Regions from separate parts of the Homo sapiens genome. Here region 1 is linked to region 2. A link is an interaction called in ENCODE POLR2A ChIA-PET data of the cell type or tissue named here. Cell type or tissue: K562. All regions are shown on one strand. Links, peaks and the distances in the headings refer to the core of each region. The heading gives the core; the rest is flanking DNA. Region 1 overlaps TMEM40 (transmembrane protein 40). Region 2 overlaps IQSEC1 (IQ motif and Sec7 domain ArfGEF 1).

What was found. ChIA-PET counts read pairs that join two places held together with the same protein. Peaks named below come from ENCODE experiments on the same cell type or tissue, not always from the same donor. Only the 100,000 strongest peaks of a DNase experiment are listed, where the experiment ranks them.
Region 1: POLR2A ChIA-PET joins it to region 2 with 6 read pairs; 3 of 35 experiments call an interaction of 5 or more read pairs at or near these places.

Annotation. Positions count from the first base shown.
Region 1 is chr3:12,751,441-12,753,940 of GRCh38, forward strand. The region is part of intron 1 of TMEM40 (transmembrane protein 40); the gene reads right to left. Among named protein-coding and RNA genes, the nearest start is that of TMEM40, 6.6 kb to the right of the region's middle. In K562, for the core only: no CTCF peak of the experiment used is centred there; no DNase peak of the experiment used is centred there.
Region 2 is chr3:12,946,101-12,962,855 of GRCh38, forward strand. All of the region lies in intron 1 of IQSEC1 (IQ motif and Sec7 domain ArfGEF 1), which reads right to left. Among named protein-coding and RNA genes, the nearest start is that of LINC02022, 69 kb to the left of the region's middle. RefSeq lists enhancers at 983-1,484, 3,659-3,838, 12,103-12,603, 13,981-14,030, 14,151-14,230 and a silencer at 3,019-3,098. In K562, for the core only: no CTCF peak of the experiment used is centred there; DNase peaks (open chromatin) are centred at 6,961 and 7,301; H3K4me3 peaks cover 1,519 bases.

The DNA.
Region 1 (2,500 bases), core at 1-2,500, 200 kb before region 2:
GGCTAATTTTTGTATTTTTAGTAGAGACGTGGTTTCACCATATTGGCCAGGCTGGTCTCGAACTCCTGACCTTGTGATCCGCCCGCCTTGACCTCCCAAAGTGCTGGGATTACAGGCGTGAGCCACTGCGCCTGGCCTACCCTTTTCTAGAATAAAACTTCCCATTTCTCAGAGCAGAATTCAGCTAGGCATTAGGAAGTCACTAGCCATTAAAATGCATCGATATCGAGATGGAATGACTGACAGCAGAAGCCTCCAGGGCATATTTCTATTTTGAACAGGGTTCTCTGCACGCAACAGGTGACTAGTACATATTCATTGGCTGAGATCATCTCTAATGAAGGCATTTCAGCTAGAGTGGAGGAAGAGTTGTAGAGCCACGTGGGGGAAAGAGAGCTGCTGGCTGATGTCAGATAGACCGAAGTTTACAAAGTGATGAGCTCTTTTTCCAGTCTCATCTCCATCCTGCTCTGTGTCCTGGTCACACACAGCACTTTTGGCTTAGTCCATTCTTTCCTAATGTCAAAATTGCATCTGACCTTCCAAGCACAGGTCAAAACCCACTTCCCTCATGAAGTACTCTTTCAATTGCCTAAACAATACCCATCAACTCTATTCCCCACTCCCCTAAACTTACTCCCTCCACTATCCCTAGCTTTTGTTTTTTTGACAAGGTCTCTCTCTATCACCCAGGCTAAAGTGCAGTGGTGCAATCACAGCTCACTGCAGCCTTGAACTCCTGGACTCAAGTGATCCTCCTGCCTCAACCTTCTGAGTAGGTAGGACTACAAGCATGTACCACCATCCAGGGTTTGTCTCCTTCACTAGATCACGAATGCAGCCTAAGTAGGGACTAAGGCTGATTCATTTCTGTGTCACCCATACCCTGTACAGAGCCGGGAACAAAGGAAAAATGATGATAACAAGCAGCTATAAGTGCCTACTATCTGCCAGGCAAGGTTCTAACAGTTAACTTGTGTTAACTAATCTATTCCTATGAAGGCTCACTAGGGCCGTGCCCATTTTATAGGTCAGAATATTGGGGCACAGAGAGGATAAGAAACTTGCCCAGGACCGGCCGGGCGCGGTGGTTCATGCCTGTAATCCCAGGACTTTGGGAGGCTGAGGCGGGCGGATCACAAGGTCAGGAGATCGAGACCATCCTGGCCAACATGGTGAAACACAGTCTCTACTAAAAATACAAAAATTAGCTGGGCATGGTGGTTGCAGGCCTGTAATCCCAGCTACTCAGGAGGCTGAGGCAGGAGAATCACTTGAACCCCGGAGGCAGAGGCAACCTGCCTCTGAATTGAGATCGCGCGACTGCACTCCAGCCTGGGCGACAGGGCAAGACTCTGTCTCAAAAAAAAAAAGAAAGAAAGAAAGAAAGAAACTTGTCCAGGACCACACAGTAAGTGGTTAAGCAAGGGTAGTTGGTTGCTAAGCCCATGCTGGGAGACTAAAGGAGTGATGCTGGCTCCTCTTCTCAGGACCCTGACACTGGCACCAGGAAAGAGGACACACTAACAGTCATCAGAGTGCTATGCAAATATGCTGACTTGGCTTATATTTAGCTACTGATGGAGCCTTGAGTAATTGTTCCCATAGCCAAGGGAACTTCCCTGGGCAGGTCTTTAGCACACTGAAGGGGAGGAATGGAACCATCACCGGGGGAAGACCCGATGTGGCTCTGTTTCTCCTTTCAATGTCCTTGTCTATTCCTCCTCCACACATTTTTCTTTTTTGCCTTTTTTCTTTCTTTCTTTCTTTCTTTTTTTTTTTTTTTTTTTTTTTTTGAGACAGGGTCTCACTCTATCACCCAGGCTGGAGTGCAGTGGCACGATCACGGCTCTGCAGCTTCAACCTCCTGGGTTCCAGTGATCTTCCCACCTCAACCTCCCGAGTAGCTGGGACTATAGGCATTTGCCACCACACCTAGCTAATTTTTTAGTTTTTATATTTTTGTAGAGATAGGGTCTCACTATGTTGCCCAGGCTGCTCTTGAACTCCTGGGTTCAAGTGATCCTCCCGCCTTGGTCTCCCGAAGTGCTGACGTTACAGGCATGAGCCACCACACCCGGCCTCCACACAGGTCTTATTTAACATAGGGAGAGACTGAGGCTCAGGTAGAGGAAGAGACTTGTTCAAGGTCTCCCAGCTTATAGATGGACTCAAATCTGACCCCTACCCCAACAGAGAAGCTTCATGCCCCAGCTGCCCCCTGGTTAGAGGACTCTAGCACCAACTCAGGTGGCCCCCACATCCAAGGCTGATCCTACAAGGAAATGGAATGCCTGACTTTCTGGCACTTTTCTCCAAAAAGCCCAGCCCTGCTGAGTCATGGGTGGTGCCAGGGCCTCTGTACCCACGGGTCCTGCTAAACTGGATTTCCCCTTCAGGTGAGCCCAGATTTCCTGAGCTTCTGCTGTCACAGGGCCTGGGCCCAGGGCAGGAGGGCTGACAGAGCACACTGAGCCATCACAGCCTCACAGCACTCTCC
Region 2 (16,755 bases), core at 5,746-8,245:
TGGCTATAAAGTGATGGTCACATTTTACCAGCATACATGAGTCTCTAGGTGGGACTTTTGGGTTAGAGAACAGCCAGACTGGCTCCTATATCCCTGCCCCGACCTCTTGAGCTCAGCTGCTGGACATCTCACCACCCACTGTAGCTGCCTTGGGGATGCTTCTCCCAAAAACCCAGCCCATTGAACAGGACTGGTGAACACACCAGTGTGAGTCCTTAACTGCGCCTCTGAATTTATTATCTCTCTCAGACACCTGGGCTACATGCAGACCAAGGAATGGGCCGAGGCACCTCTTCCAAGTCCCTGAATATTCCTGGCAGTTCAGAGTCTCTGGAACATCCTATGAGCGTTAGGTGGCTGCCGCCCAGCCCCTTTCCATAGATTTGTGCAAAGGAAATAAGACCAATGTGTGCAGCAGTACATACGAGGATGTCCACAGCAGTGTTGTTTCTGATTATAAACATCTGGAAATAACCTAAATGAGCATCGACAAGGGGATGACTGAAATTAATTCTGTATCCACACACTGGAAATAACATCAAAATGGGGTAAAGATCTAGTTTGATGGCTGTTCTTATGAAAAAGCCTTGGGGATTTTTTGTGGACTATAAGATGAATGTGAGCTGATGTCATGATGTGGCCGAGAAGCCAGTCACCAACATGAATAAAAAGCCAGGAGCAAAAATAGCCCTGCTGCCCGCCACAGTTCTCAGACACAGCAGAAGACAGTGTCTGGGGGCTGCACAGACAGTCCAGAGCCTGAGGGCAGGGACAGCAGACCTGGGACACCTGCATGCCCTACCCACTCCTCCCTGGCAGACATTGCTAATTGATCACAGACTCCCTCCTAAAGAGCTTGGATGAAGCCTCAGCCTCCTTCCAACACAGCACTCCATACAACTGATCCCAGCTAGCATGTGAGATGGACTCTATTTGCCAAGGCCAAATAACAGTATGCCAGGAAGCAGTATAACAGTATGCTCCTATCAAGAGCTGGGGCTGTGCAGCCGGGAGGAAAGCAGCCTCGGGGAGATGATGTGATCCCCATCATCAAGCCTCTGACAGGCTGACAAGCCGAGGCTAGAGATTTCTCCTGCAGGCAGAACTATGACTGCCAATACCCGACGTGATGAAGTACACTCTCATGTGGTTAGGGCTGCTTAGGAGGTGGTGAGTTCTCTGTCACTGGAGGTGTGCAAGCTGCGGCAGGTCAGACACCCGTCAGAGAGGTGGTACAAGGGACTCCAATCCTGGCTGGAAGCCTCTATCCCAGGGCCATATGACCTGTCTGAGTCTGCCATCTTTACACCGAGGTCTCAGCTTAACCCCACTTCCTCCACAAGGCCACCCTCACCCCACACACTCTTCCCCACCCCGGGGATCACCTGATCTCGTGTGCAGTCCATCTGCACCATGGAGGAGTCTTGCTCTGTGAGGGTGGGAGACAACTGCCCAAGCATCCCCCAAAGCCCTGGCCTCCAGCAAAGATGGGAATGGCCATGAGCAGGAGGCCTGCTCCTTCCCATGAGATGAGTTCTGTATGTCCTGGATGGGCCCCTGGTGGTGGGACAGGCCAAGGACAGGGCCAGAGAGCACGTAAGGGCCTGGAGCTGCATGTGGATGCATCCACACTCTGCCCCAGAGCCCATCACGTGCTAAGGCACAGTGAGCCCTCCTTTCCCAGACTGGGGACTCCAAGCTTTGGTCACTGAAAGGTCGCCAAGCTCTTCCCCCTTCTCCAGTTTTCCAAACATGTTTTCCTGTGATGGAAGTGGTATGTGGTGTTTTATGTGGGGACATGGCTGGGTGAAGCGCTAGATCCCTATAGGACAGTGTTGCAATGGACACCTCGCAGGAATAGAGATCACAACTTGAAGAGTTTCCTCCTGCTGCCCCGCCCCACCCAGGCTTTCTGCCAAGCAAGGGGCCAAGCAGGCTCCTGGGTGGAATTCTAGCTCTACTGCTTACCAGCTGTGTGACCACAGGAGGAATTAATGCTGTGCCTCAGGTTCCTTCCTCTAAAATTGGGGTAATTAGTGTATCTACTTCACAGGACTGTGAAGACTTAGTGGAGCTAATTAATACAGTGAGGTCCTTAAGAAAGTGCTTGGCTCTTAAAAAGCACTTTTCAATGGCTGTCTTGGGTTATTCTCTGATCTACAAGCCCCAGCAGCTGGAGGCAGGAAGGGCAGACAAGCCTAGTGCCCCAAGCCAGGGTCACCTGCCCTGCACCCTGCCTGCTGTTGAGACCCTCTCTTCGAGACACCCACCTCCAGGCTGGAGAGCCTGACCCCAGGGTGGAGGGAGACCTGGACCCAGACACCTTCCACTGGCCTGTTCCCTGGACTGGGGAGCTCATGGGGATGGGTGAGAAAGGCAGACAGTCCAACCCCAGCCCCTCAGCCCAGACCTGTTGGATGCCACGTCCCGACTCGCCAGGGAATGAGTCAGGGCTGGGGGGCTGTGGCCTCTCAGCCACGGATGTCTCTAATTATGGCCTATGAAGTAATGAATGACTTTTCTCAAGAAAAATGTTAGCCAGGGGAGGTTCTGGGCACCAGTGAGGGTACAAGATGAAAGCAGTGACCCACTGTTCACCCCCAATATCGACAACGACAATGGTAGTAACAGCGAATGTCTATATGGCTAGTGATGTTCTAAGCTGTATATGGAACACATTCAGTGCTCTCAATACCCTGCAGGCACGGAAAGGTGGCACCCATCCCCAAGGGCATATGGGCAGCTTGGCCAGGACGCCCGAACACTTGCCCATTGTGTTCATGCAACTTCTTACGGAGAGGGCAAACACACATGTATGTACACACATATACATACGCAAACACAAGTATACACGGGTCTGAATTATACAGCAGCAACTTCTCCACAAACCTGCCAGGTACAAGATGCCGTGGTGGGTGTGTTTAAAATACATGACCTGTAACTCAACCACCGTCGCTGGGAGGTAGCTAGGACTGCTCCCTTCTGCAGATGACAAACTCAGGGATGGAAGAGTTGAGTCACCAAGTCAAGGTTGTGAGTATAAGACAGAGTTGTGTGGGACCTGACCCCACACCATGCCTCTCCTGCCCAGCTGCTCAGGGGAAAAGCATGCTGCTGGCAGCTTGGACAGGGCTGGGTCCAGAGCCTAGGGGTCCTGGGGTTGTGCACAGTTATGAGATAAATCAGAGAAATAAGCCTAGCCACGTGTGGCCAGAGGGTGGCCACATCACATGGCAAAGCCACCCTCTTCAGAGGGGGCCGGGCCCCATGCTAGAGGAAGCAGGCAATCTTGAAAGCCTGTCTGTGGTTAAATGTCCATGCCAGCAGCCTCAGGCCAGACTCCTGGCAGTCTGCACAGGCCAGAGCAAAACAGCCTCCTGAAGTACGTATGCCCATCACGCCTCCAGGCCTCATGGCTTCCCCTATACTCTGCTTTCAGGGTTTCTGATTTCCAGAAAGGGAGCCTAGACTGGGCAGGCACAATTCATTTCCAGCCCTCACAAGCTCCCTCTTGGGGCTTTCTGTGGCTCTTCTCTGCCTAGGCCACATTAACCAAGGTTAGTCACCCAGAGGAAGGAAGGGGATGGTCTTGTTCTGCACAGGGCTATCTTCACCTCTATGCCCCCGTCTCGGGGAGGGATGGGACACAGCCAGGCAGGGTCTGGGGGGCGGGTGGGGGCACATCCTCTGAGCAAGAGCAGGGATGGCACAGCTGGAGAGAGGTGGCCGCCACCCCTGCCAGGTCTCTGCAGGGTGGTCCTGGTGCAGAGAGAACAGGCAGGTTTGTGAGGCCAGGGGCAGGAGCTTCAGACAGCTAGCAGTTTTGAACAGTTCAGCAATTTAAGAAGGGGCTGCTTTAAGGGCTAGTGCAGGTGTTCAAGCAGGGTCTGGAAAAATCAGTCTTTCTGGGCTGATGTGGCTGGGGCTGGGTCACCCACACGTATGCTCACCCACTATGCCACTATGCGACGGGGGAGCCCAGCACAAGCTAAGTACACAGATTTCACCCCTGCAACAAGCCTGTCAAGAAAGCACTGCTCTTCCCATTCTCCATATGAGAAAATGGAGGCTCAAGAAGGGCCCACTGTGATCCTTGCCCAGGACTGCAGACCACAGAGCAGAGCCAAGATTCAAATCCATGTCATTCTTCTAGTCCTTCCCATTCTGGAATGTTCTCGGGACTGCAGTCCCCAAGAGTTAGCCTGGCCCCAAGGAGCAGAATGCAAGGATACAAAGAAATGGACCTCAAAGGAAAACCGAATGTGCAAAGAAGGGACATAAAGTTGGCCAGCTGTGGTGGCTCACGCCTGCAATCCTAGCACTTTGGGAGGCCGAGGTGGGACACTGCTTGAGGCCAGGAGTTTGAGATCAGTTTGAGAAACGTAGCAAGACCCTGTCTCCACAAAACATTTTTTAAAAATATTAGCTGGGCATGATGGCAAGTGTCTGTAGTCCCGGTGCTTTCGGAGGCCAGGGCAGGAGGATCACTTGAGGCCAGGAGTTGAAGACCAGCCTGGATAACATAATGAGACTCCATCTCTACAAATTTTTTTTTTTTTTGATACGGAGTCTCACTCTGTTGCCCAGGCTGGAGTGCAGTGGCGTGATCTCGGCTCACCGCAAGCTTCACCCCCGGGGTTCATGCCATTCTCCTGCCTCAGCCTCCCAAGTAGCTGGGACTACAGGCACCCACCACCATGCCTGGCTAATTTTTTTTTTGTATTTTTAGTAGAGACGGGGTTTCATAGTGTTCACCAGGATGGTCTCGATCTCCTGACCTCGTGATCCACCCGTCTTGGCCTCCCAAAATGCTGAGATTACAGGTGTGAGCCACTGCGCCCGGCCAAAAAAATTTTTTAAATAGCTGGGAGCAGTGTCTCTTGCCTGTAGTCCTGGCTACTCAGGAGGCTGGGACAGGAGGATCCCTTGACCACAAGGAGTTCAAGGCTGCAGTTAGCTATGATGACATGACTGTACTCCAGCCTGGGCCACAGAACAAGACCCTGCCTCTAAAAAACTTTTAAAAAGTTATAATAAAAGGGCTGGGCATGGCGGCTAACGCCTGTAATCCCAGTACTTTAGGAGGCCAAGGAGGATGGATCACCTGAGCCCAGGTGTTCGAGACTGGCCTGGCCAACATGGTTAAACTCTGTCTCTACTAAAAATACAAAAAATAGCTGGGTGTGGTGGCGCAAGCATGTAATCCCAGCTACTCGGGAGGCTAAGGCGCGAGAACTGCTTAAACCCGGGAGGCGGAGGTTGCAGTGAGTTGAGATTGCACCACTGGGCAACAGAGTGAAACTCGGAGTGTACTCCAGCTGGGCAACAAAGTGAACCTCTATCTCAAAAAAAAAAAAAATTAGAATAAAAGAAGAGACATAGAGCTGGTGTAGCCAGCAAGACAGGAACAGTGAGGGCTTTCCCAGGGGAGGCTGTTCTAGTGCCGGTCAGCCATACCCACTTCTCTAGTCTTGAGCGGAGGCAGCATCCCCACTGATGCCTAAAGCCTTACAGCCTGGCACGCAGTTCTAGGAGAATGATGCCTGGCTGTTGACCAAAAAGACTTATGGACTCCTGAGGTCCTTCCTAGGGAGCAGTAGGGTGAGGACCTCCTAGATGAGGCCCAGCAATGCTGGTCGCCTCCCCTGGCAGGCAGGGTTTGGATGAACATGACCGGGTGGTGAGGAGGAGGGGTGAGGTCGCAGCACCCCCAGTGGAAACCTAGGGAGGGTGGACAGAAAGGGAACGAGTGAGCCCTGGAGGAGCACACGTAATGGGCACAGATGTTGAGTCCCGTGCTCAGAGCCTCCAGACGCTGCCAAGGTCTGGGACGGAGGGGCTGGTGGAGATGGAGCCCTCACATGGAAAGATTTAGAGCGAGAGTCTGCAGGAAGCACTGGCACAAAGTGACGGCCACCTAAACATCCCATGTGACTTCCGCTGGCTAACCAGGAGCACCATATCTAAAACGGGACAATACAGAAGTCACCCCTACAGGGCGTGGCGGGAGAAGGTGGGGGTCAGGAGGGTTTCTGCGTTTACCCAGTTCCCAGGTTTGGAGAAATGAGGATATCCAGGAATTGCAGAGGAACCCAAGAAACCGGACATCCCGCTGTCCAGGCACTGCCCCTTTGAGGCCTAGTAGACAGCCCAACCTCAGGCTCCAAACTGAGCTTCCTACACCAGGCCAGCTCCCCACAGCCTTCCCATCTCAGCGGGGTGCAGTTGGGGTCCTTGGAGCTGCTCACTGAGCGTCACTCTTGGCAACTCTTTCTCAGACCCTCCTCCCCATCAGTCAGCACATCGGGCTGCTCCGCCTTCAACACAGAGCCCGCATCTGCCAGCCTGTGTGGCCCTCATCTTTTCCCTGTGTGACTGCCATGGCCTCTCCAGGCTCTTCTAGCCTCACATGCCACCCCACCCCGCCCCTCTCCACCCAGCAACTGAGGTCCTGTGAAAACACAACCCTGACCACATTCTCCTCTCATTTGGCGGGACCCAGGAGACTCTGCAGGACCCAGCCATTCCTCCTGCCACCCTCCTCTGAACCCCCTGGCCACTCCAGCCCAGCCCCCTGGCCTCCTGGCTGTTCCTCTCCGCTCTGGCACGCTCTCACCCCAAGACCTGTGCAGGTGCTGTTCCCACTGCTCAGAGCGGACTTCCCCCAGGCTGCCTGGCTCCCTCCCTCACTCCATCCAGGTCTCTGAAGATAACTGGAGGGATGTGGCTGAGAAGGAAGAGGAGAAGATGGGGAGGTGGCAGAAGAGGGATGAGGGCTCCAAGAAGGCATGTGGTTTGAGCTGGAAGAGACCTGAGCATATCTGAATGGTGACAGGCAGCGACCCTGGCCGGAGGAAGAGGTCGGGCTCGTGGGTGGGCACACCACCGGAGGCAGAAATCCTCCTCTGGGGCCTCACTGTTCTCTGAGGGGCAGGAAGGGAGGCCAGTCAGCTGCTGATAGGGCCTGATCCTTCATCCCCTCAGTAAGGTGGGGCTCAGCCAGGGACAGTTTCAGGAAGCTAGGTCTGAACTGAGCAAGCCAGGGGGAAACAGAGAATGTCTCCCACCCTGTGCCTGGCTGCAGGGAGCACACCCACAGCGCTGTCTCCATGCCTCTTGGTCTCCGTGCGCCGTAGACAGACCTGTCCAATGGCCCATCAGAGCCTGGAACTGCCGGGGCAGCCCGACCCGATCCGCGAGGGACACTGAGGCTGATTGTCCGGTTGCCTCCAGAGAAGATGAGCCTGGGCGGAGACCGGCCTCACTGACATGCCCCCGCCCTGGCCTCAGGCCTGCCCTGCTGAGGCCCGATAAGGCCCGGCCCAGGTCCGCCTCAGGCTGCAGCATTATCTTTAACGACTGTCACCCAGACCTCCAGAAGTGGCTTTTATATATATAGAAAAATATAGGACTCGAACAATGAACTTTTCAAAGCGGGAGGCTATTTTTAGAGCTTTGCTGACTGATCCAACATTGAGCATCTCCCTATGTGTCAGCAGCTGCTGGAGAGATGGGCAGACGGCACGAGGAGTCGGGCAGCAGTCAGCGTACAGGGGGCTTCTCAGGCCACCCAACCACATGAAGGAAGATGCAGTTTTTCGCACTGCCCCTGCCCTCTGGTCCCGAATGCTCTGTACAGCTCCGTCAGGCATCTACCACCCTAATGTTGTCATGACAGGAGTGACAGTAACATTATGGGCTAGAGTCCAACACTTGAGTTGGAACCCCAACTTCTCTGAGCCTTGGTTTCCTACCTGCACAGTGGGGGCAAGGCCGCCCCTTCACAGCATCACAGTGGAGTCAGTGAGAGTGTTCCAGGAAGCCCCACCAACAGCTAATGCCATGCCTAATTAGAGGGTAATTATTTCAGGAGAGACCTCTGGTCCTCAGACATGGCTGGTTCTCATCAGCGCGTAGTCGGGTGGGGGACAGAAAGAAAGGTCTCCGTGTCCTGTGAACCCAGGGCCACACAGCCAAGGCAGCCCTTGTCCTGTCAAAGGCAGTCTTTCCGGCCCCAGGGAGGTGATGGCTCCAGCCTCCCCAGCCCAGGCCTCGCTCCCAAACATAAAGAGTACCGTCAGCCTGCAGGGGCCAGGCCACACCCTCCACGGCTGCTGTGAGACCCTCTCTCACTCAAAGAGCCCAGGAACCTGAGTGGGTTTTGGAGATGAGAATGCAGGTTCCAGGAGACAGGCTGGGGATGAGAGGGCAGCCCCTAGAACCTGGAATCAGATCTCCCTCCCCCCTCACAGCTTCAGGGGCTCGCATGGGAAAGAGCCCGAGGGCCTTGGTGGCTGTGGATCAATGGCAGTGTGGAGCCCAGGGCTGGGAGAGGCCCTGGGGCATGTGGATGGCAGCACAGGGCGTCTGATGGGGGCTGCGTGGCAAACATGGGGGAGAGGGGTTCCCCTCAGCAGGAGGGAAGGAAAAGAGGGATTTGCAGGGACCATCTCCCCAGATCTCCGCTGTCTATCACACCAAGTTAGGTTTCCTCACAGCATGGCTCCATATCTGACTCCATCTTTTATCCTGCTTTTTTATTTCTGTCTCTCCCCTTGAGGAGGTCAGCTCGGGAAGGGCAGTGTCTGTCTGTTTTCCTCACTGAAGTTTCCACAGTGCCTAAATAGGGCTGGGCACATGGCAGGCGCTCAGTCTGAATCTGCTCAATGAATGAATGATGCTGCTAGTGACTTGGGGACCTGCACAACCCTGGGAGTAGATGCCAGCACTCCTAACACAAAGGGGTCAGGACAGGATGCCCCGCAGTCAGGATGGAAAGCCACAGAGCGGGGCAGAACGGGTCCTCAGTGCCAAGGCACAGCTGGCTGGCTGTCTTCTTCTCCCGCAACTCCACAGGCCAACGGCAGGGCTGCTGCTCTCTCATTTACAGGTGGGGGCACCGAAGCCTGGAGAGAACAGGGGCTCAACAGTCACATAGCTGATGCGCAGCCCAGCCTGGCAGAGCCCCGTGACTCTGGAGCTGTGTCCACAGCCCTCCTCTGCTCTGCAGCTGGGTTGTGGAGACACCAAACCACTATGGAAACTGTGAGTTTCTCCACCGTACAGACACATGCTCACTGTGCTGAAAACACTGTCCTGCAGGCCTCAAGTCACCAAGGAACTTGAACTACCAAGATCAGCCCCACCCCTTGAGAATGCCCTGGGCTCAGCTCTCTGTGTGTTGCTTCAGCCCTGTGCCTACCCCACCCTCCCACAGTCCCAGGAGGCCTGCCGGGCTGGGCCGGGCATTGGCGGAGCCTCAGAAAGGAAGCAGGGGGCAGACTGGCTCCGCAGGCTGGCAACCTGCACTTTCACTTGGGCCGAGAGCCAGCTGGCAGGGGGGCTGTGAGGCTCTGGATAGGGGGCCGATGCCAACACCCTGCAATCAACCCCAGCCAGGGCCTCTGCCTGGTGAGGTGTCACTACAACAGGCATCACTATCAGTGCCACAGAGGGGCCCCAATCTGCCCGAGGATCTCACCCCACATGCTGGGGACCAGAGCACCAAACCAGGGTAACAGGCTTAAAACAGGAAAAGTCAACCCCTAACGCCAATCCTGCAGCCAACCCCAGGACAGGCAGCCTTTAAAGAGAGGGGCTGGGCAAAGCCCTTTATTCTCCCGAGCGCCACCGGGCCAGGGCCAAGGTGAGGATGAGGCCCATCCCTCAGGGACCCTCGGCCTTGCCCCTGGGAGAGTTGGTCAGGAGACCTGGCACCTGCCCAGCTGCTCCCCATAAGGAGACCTCGGACTGCACGGAGCTCTCTGGAAGATAGATTCTGTGTGGGGGGTTCACGAGGTCTCCAATAGAGACTGGCAGCCCCTGGCCCAACTTGGTCCACAAAACATGCTCTCTGTGGCCCAAACAGTGTTTCAAAAACTAGAACGAATCACTAACATTTCAGCAACTTAAGATTTTATATGAAAATCTAAGTTTCGGACTCATCTTGGGGACCTGACCACCCTGGGTCCATATTCCCACTTGATAACAGTCAGACAAAGCGAGGTGGCAGCCGCATCCATCAGACAGCACATGTTCTGTCACCACCAAAGTCCCCACCACTGCCACAGTCCCCACCACTCCTTATCGCCCACCCACACCTGGGCCACCCCTTCTCTTCCTGCCTATTGACGGCATCCATGTTTGCCTATGATGCTTACACAGGACCAAAATTCAAGGCCCAACGCAAAGAACAGAACTAGGATCTACAGTTTGGGACCAGTTGTTCCCAAGAAACCTAATTTAGAACACCAATTCCCGAGAGGCAGGGTTCAAGAACTCCCACAGCTCTGCATGGCTGGTGGGAACACCAAGGCCTTCTGCTCCACTGGGTCCTGTGAGTGTGTGGTTTTTACAAGGCTCTAGCAAATTAATACCGTCGCAGTGACCACAATCCACAATCCCATGGTCATCATAACCACCAAGCCTCAATTCACCAGACGCCCTCGTTCCTAAGTTTCCTAGGGTTAGAATATAATTTTCAAAGCCATCTGATACCTGGTGTTTATTCCAAAACTGGATTCTAAGAGGATGTTCTTGGGTTCAAATTCAAGCTGTTCCCACCCTCGGCAGCCCCCTCTGTCCACCTGTGAGAATGCCAACCTGAGTTTGGAGGAATGCCCAATGGCTCCAGAAGCGTCCCTGGGGAGTGTGGGGGGAGCTCTACGTGCAATCGGGAGACCAGGTCTCTCTACAGCTCCCCTACTTCCAGGCTGAGTGGCCCCAGGCAAGTGCCCTCCACTCTCTGGGCTTCTGTGGTCTCATCTTCACAACGGGTGTCACTCCTGCTCCGCTTGCCCAACGGGAGCGTGGGAATCGAGGGAAGACACACTTTACCAACTGTAAATCCCACGTGGAGCTGTTTCTGCTCTGTGCCATCAGCCAGAGAGGAAAGGCTCAACGCCCTTAACTCCTCAAGTCTTGTGGCTGGGCTTGTCCAGGTCAGAAAGAGGGACATCAGGAGAAGTGTTCCCCAGCCCAGCGCCAAATTAAGCCCTGAGGGATCAGGAAACGAGATACGTCCATCTCTGTGCCTGCATAGAGGGCTTTATGCTTCCAAAGGCCTCCTTCCTTCCACTCTGCCACAGCTTACCTGGTCTCAAGATACAAAGTTTACAAGACTGCTTCCCTTGCCATGACCTCATCTGCATGGCCTCACCTTCTCCCCTTGTTCCTTTACTTTCTTCATTAACCATTCCTATAGCCTGCCCTCTGCCAGACGCTTGTCCCTGGCTAAGAAGGGTGGTTCTTGTTGGTTCTGAGTGCACGGAGATGACCAGAAGCTTCCAACCCCTGGGCTCACTCGGAAAGATTTTTCAGAATATACACACGCACAGAGCCAAAAATCTTCCCGGCTGAGCCAAATTAAATACAGAGGCCTCTAGTTATTTCCATACGCACCAAATGGACTTAAATAAAGCAGTTCTCTGTGGCAGGCTCCAGCAGAGAGAGCTAGGCTGGGCCCCAGGGACACCCCAGGAGAGCCAGGCTGGAGGCACAGGCTGGGGAGGCTGGCTCTGGACAGGGTGTGGACAGAGAGGAGGAGACAGATGCCCATCGCGCAGAAGGCCTTCCTCATGGCCCGCCCTGCCAGCCAGGGCCTGTGGTGGGGCCATCTTGGCCCAGACAATCTTGGTCTTTTTTAGGTGCATAGCAAAACTGAAAGGAAAGTATGGCATTCCCATGTACCCACTGCCCCAACACAGGCACAGCCACTATCAACATCCACACTAGAGTGGCACGTTTTTACAGTCCATGAACTACGGTGACACATCATCATCACCAGGGTCCACAGTCTACATTCGGCTCCACACTTGGTGTTGTAAACAGCAACCTTTTGAAGCAGGTACTATATCATCTTCCCATTTTGTGGATGAAGAAACTAAGGCACAGAGAGTTGATGTAATTTACCCAAGGCCGCGTGACTCACAAAGAAAGTGAGGAGGGGTGAGGCTGGCTGAGGCCCCGGGACACCTCCCTGCCTGTCATGTTCTTACCTCTGTGGGGCCAGCCCACCACCCTATCTAACCATCGAGCTCCCCCTGCCCTTGCAGGACCTGGTGCAGGTGCTGCCCAGACCTGCAGCACGGCAGCTGCCAGGCCCCACAGCAAGTCAGCAATCTGCCCACAGCACCCAGCACAGGGGCACAGAAAGGGTCTTGGGGACAAATGAAGGCTGGGGGTAGGAAACACTATCCCCCTCAACCTCCCCTACCTACAACATTGGCACACAGAGCTCTTCCCCGGCAACTGTCTGGTACCCAGCAGGCAGGAGCTGTGTGGCCCTGGGCAAATGACTTGGCCTCTCTGTGTCTGTTTCTCAGTCATAAAATGGGAGTATTGTCCACCCAGCAGGGCTGCTGTGAGGGCCATATAATAACACACACAAAATCCTCAGCCTGGGGCCTGTCACCCAGGAAAAGCAGAGAGTAGCTGCTGCCACTGTCACGATTTAAGACTGTTATCACGTCGCTGCACTGCATGGTGCCATGGGTGCTAGAGGGAGGTGAGCTGGCCAAAGAGGAAGAGGTCTGAAGGAACATAGACCATCTGATTCCACACTAGCACCCATACCTGGGGAGCACGAGGGGTGCCTGGCTGGGATGTGGCCATGCCTAGGGTGTGACTTTGGCTTGTTTTGGCTTCTAAGCCAACTAAGCTGGGTTGGGGGCACTCTATGTACCAAGCACTGTGCTAGGAGCTAGGGTAGCAAACACACTCATACTGAGGACAGTGGCTGAAATGTGTTAGCACTTGCTACATGCCAGGCTCTAAGCCCAGCACTGTGGGGTGGCACAGCACCGGGTGATGATGACAAAGGTGAGTAAAGGTGACGGGAGCTGTCTAGGATGACTTTGGTATTCTGAGTGAAGCCCAAGAGGATCAGATGATGTCATGGAAGAGAAGCCAATTTGGGGAGAGGGAGATAATATGTGTCCTTTGGAACTTACAGATTTGCAGGTGCCCATGAGACCCCTAGAGAGGGTTGCTGGGTGGGTGGCAGGATGTCAGGGCCTGGGCAGGAGCCAGATCAGAAACCCCAGGAAGGAAAAGACTGTGTGAAGTAGAGAAGGAAAGAGGGCTGGGCAGAGGCCCAGGGACCCCCAGTGCTGAATGGCCACCCAGGGGCCCAGCAAGACGAGGGGCTGACAGGCCTGGGAGGGTGGCAGGGGCGCAGCCTGGCTACACGTCCTGGCAAGGGGAAAGCCAGGGCAACAGGGAGACCCTGCGGAGCTTGAAGCTGAGAGCCACAATACCATCCAGGGGACCCCCAATCCGATGAGAGAGGCTGACAGCCCATTCCACACCCCGCCCTCCAGAGGTCCTAGGCAGATGGAAGAGAAGCGAGTTCTCCTACCCTGACCCAGGAAGGCCCTGTCTGATGGAGGAGTCACGGGCCTAGCCTCTCCCAGTCACTTCCAGACACAGGGCATCCCAAATGGGTCAGACACCACTTGGTCACCAGGCTGGGAAACTGGCTCAAGCTCAGAGTTCCCGAGTTGGGCCAACAGAGCTAAGGGCTGTTCAAGAGACACTGTGGCCTGCCCCAAGCACCCGCCCCAGTGACATGACTTTTCCAAGGCTAGAAATGAGGCCAACCATGAGACAGGTCCTTGATATAAAATCAACAAAACGTCTGGGATTAAAACTAATCTCGAGCAATGAAATAAAACTGCACATAGGGATCATTATACCATTCTACTTTTGTACGTTGCACATTTTACATAACAAAAAGCTAAAAATAACGCTAAGACTCTGCTATCACATCAAGGTCCATTATCTTCTTGGGCCATTTTGCCATTTTTACGAAGCACAAACAAAAAATCTCAAACCCTGCTCATTTAAATGACGGCTCTGAGAACAGTCAATGGCCCAGAGGGAACAGAGAATTCACGTTCCTGCGACCGCACCTCCCCCTCCCCCAGCAGCAGAGGAAAGAGCTGCTTCCCCAAACACTTCCTCTCCACCCTACCCTCACCCCATGGAAATAGCGGCACTGCAATGGTATAACGATGACGGCTGGAGAGAATAGCAGTGCAGTGGGTAGGGGTCATCACAGCAGCTGCCATTTACTGAACACCTACTAGGTGCCGGGCGCTACTCCAGCCTCTCTTTCCCATCATCTCGGGTGGACAGTCGTCCTGATCCTGTCAGGAATCTGAGGATCGTTCTTAGCCCAGATGACTTCCTGGGGCTGGCGAACATGTTTTTGAGATTGTAGGCACTGGGTAGAGCTTCCAAGGATTCTCCTTCCACTCTGCTGATGGTAGTGCACCTCTGTAGCCATCCACGGTGGCTGTACAGGGAACCCAATGCTGCCACTGGAGTGCGCACAGCTGGGGCCTGCAGGTTTTGTCTCTCCGGCTCCTCCTTGGCCCCCTGCTCCTCCCTGCCTCTGCCTCAGGCTGCATTCTAACAAGCTGCTCCCCAGCAATGCCAGGGAGGGGAAAGAGGGTCCATGCATTTACCAGAGGACCAGGTCTATATTCTGCAGAGCTTGAATTCGTCATTTTCATTTTCTAGCCATTCTTTCCTCATCTGTCAAATGAGAATAATGCCAGTGATTTCACAAGGTTCTTGGTTCCAATCAGACAGGTATGTGTGAAGTTCAAAGGCCATCCAAATGCCAGTATCATCATTTTCATTCTGTAGCCTGTTCTAGCCCCAGTCTCAATCTTGTGCCAACTTAAGACCCACCAAAAACAGTTGAGGCTTTGCCCAAACCCAGCTGACTCCCCTTCCCCTTCCTGCCGGCACGCATAGTCACCTGTTTTGTGTCTACCCACACTGCCTCTCCCTCCATTGTTCCCATTTGACAGGCAAGGAGGCAGCAGCTTGCAGTGGGGACCACCTTGCCCTGGCCACACATCCAGGAAAGGGCAGAAACAGGATCCAAGTTTCTCCAGCTCCAGATGGCACCTCTGCCCACTGCAGCAAGCTGCCTCCCCTCCCAGGCAGACAGACCAGCTGAAGAGGACAGAGCAGCAGAACCAGGGACTGAAGGCCACTGCCCCTGAGGCCAGGCTCTGCAGCTTTGGGCCTTATTAGGCTCCAGAAGCAGCCCCAGGTACCACCAGGAAGCCAGACCTGCCCAAAGCCTCAGAAGCTCAGCACAGGCCACCAGCTGAGGGCTCCAGACGCACCACAGCTCTGCTCCATCTGACACAGGGCTGGGGGCCTCTACCTTGATGTCCTAACACCTCAGGGTGTCTCACACATGGTGCAGGCCATTTGCCCATTCCTATCTAAAGAAATCTTCATCCCAGCCCAACTGCAAGCTGCCTTACTTTGCAATTTCCCCAATCCACAGGCAAAGCGATTTTCTTAATACCCTTAACCATCCACTTCTTTGTGGGCTGTTTGGACAGCACGCTACAAGCACAAGCTAAAGTCCATGGGCTTAGTCACTTCTTACTGTGTCTGCCATCTGTCATACCACCAACAGCCTGCAGCCCTTTAGCCCTTTAACTTCTTCCCCTCACCACTATCTCTCTGCACCCCTCTCTTTTAACCCTGGTCCTGTCTGTGTGCCAAAAAGATAAACAATCCACTCCCATCTAGGAACACATCTCCCCAAACAAGTAATACGGTCCAGTTCCACACAGTCAAACTTCTCGGGCCTAAAACATCAGCTAAAGGATGCCATGTTTCTGGTGCTGACTATGCACTGTTGAAGCACTCACATGGATTCATTCATTTAATCCTCACAACAACTCCATGGCCTCCTCCTGTCATCCATCTTTTACCAATGGGGAAACTGAGGCACAGAAAGGCTAAGGAAGGTGCCCAAGATCATAGGGACAATGAGGAGCAGAGCTGGCTTTAGAGTTGGAGTTAGAGTTACAGGTAGTCTGACTACAGAATCTGCCTCCCTAACCATTGGGCTAAACATCCTGCATCTGCAAATGACTACAAGGATCAAGAGGCTCATTCTTCTTCTCACAGATGTGGAAACTGAGGCCCAGGGAGGGATGGGATGAGATGGGTGACTGACGCCAGGGCTCTAGGGAGGCAGACGACCAACGGTCAATCAGGGCCAGTTCTGGACAGGCCTTTCTGAAAGGTTTCCTCTCTCAGGATGGGAGACCTTTGAGCTTAAGGGCAGCCAGAATAAGGACAACAATGATCACAACTAACATCTACCGGGCCCTTGCTATGTTACTATGAGACACCGTTTAATTGCTTTACATGTATTCATGCATCTCATGATTATACCACCTACCCTCCCAGCCAGAAATAGAAAAGCAAACACCACTGGCTTCTGTAAATGGCATCAGGGAGAAAGTATTCATGTTGGCAGACAGACTCTGATCCGGTCTGGGCAGCAGGGGATTTTGGGAGAACCCTTCCAGTTTGTGTGAATGAGGAGGACTCCTCCCAGCTGGGGACTCGTTCCAATTCTTCCAGTTTATTAATGATCCCTCTCCCCTCCCATGGGATCCAGTTCAGCACCCACACACCTGTGTGTCCTCTAGTGATTCAAAAGCCCTAGCCTTGGGTTTCCTCACCATGCAGAAGCCTGTCATGTTCGCATGGGTCCCTCAGTGAGTTAGGGGACAGTCAGTTTTAGTCCTCAGGACCCTGCTCCAAGCAGAGTCTTGGCCTGGGGCTGCGCACAGCACACAAGCATGCTACCCTCAAGAGCCTGCAAGTGCAAAGGACACTGTCCCAGAATCCTGCCGGAGAGTCTGGGGATGCAGCTCTTGGGTTCTGTGGGGAAAGAGACAAGATGCCAGGAAGGCCCGGTGAGTGGTC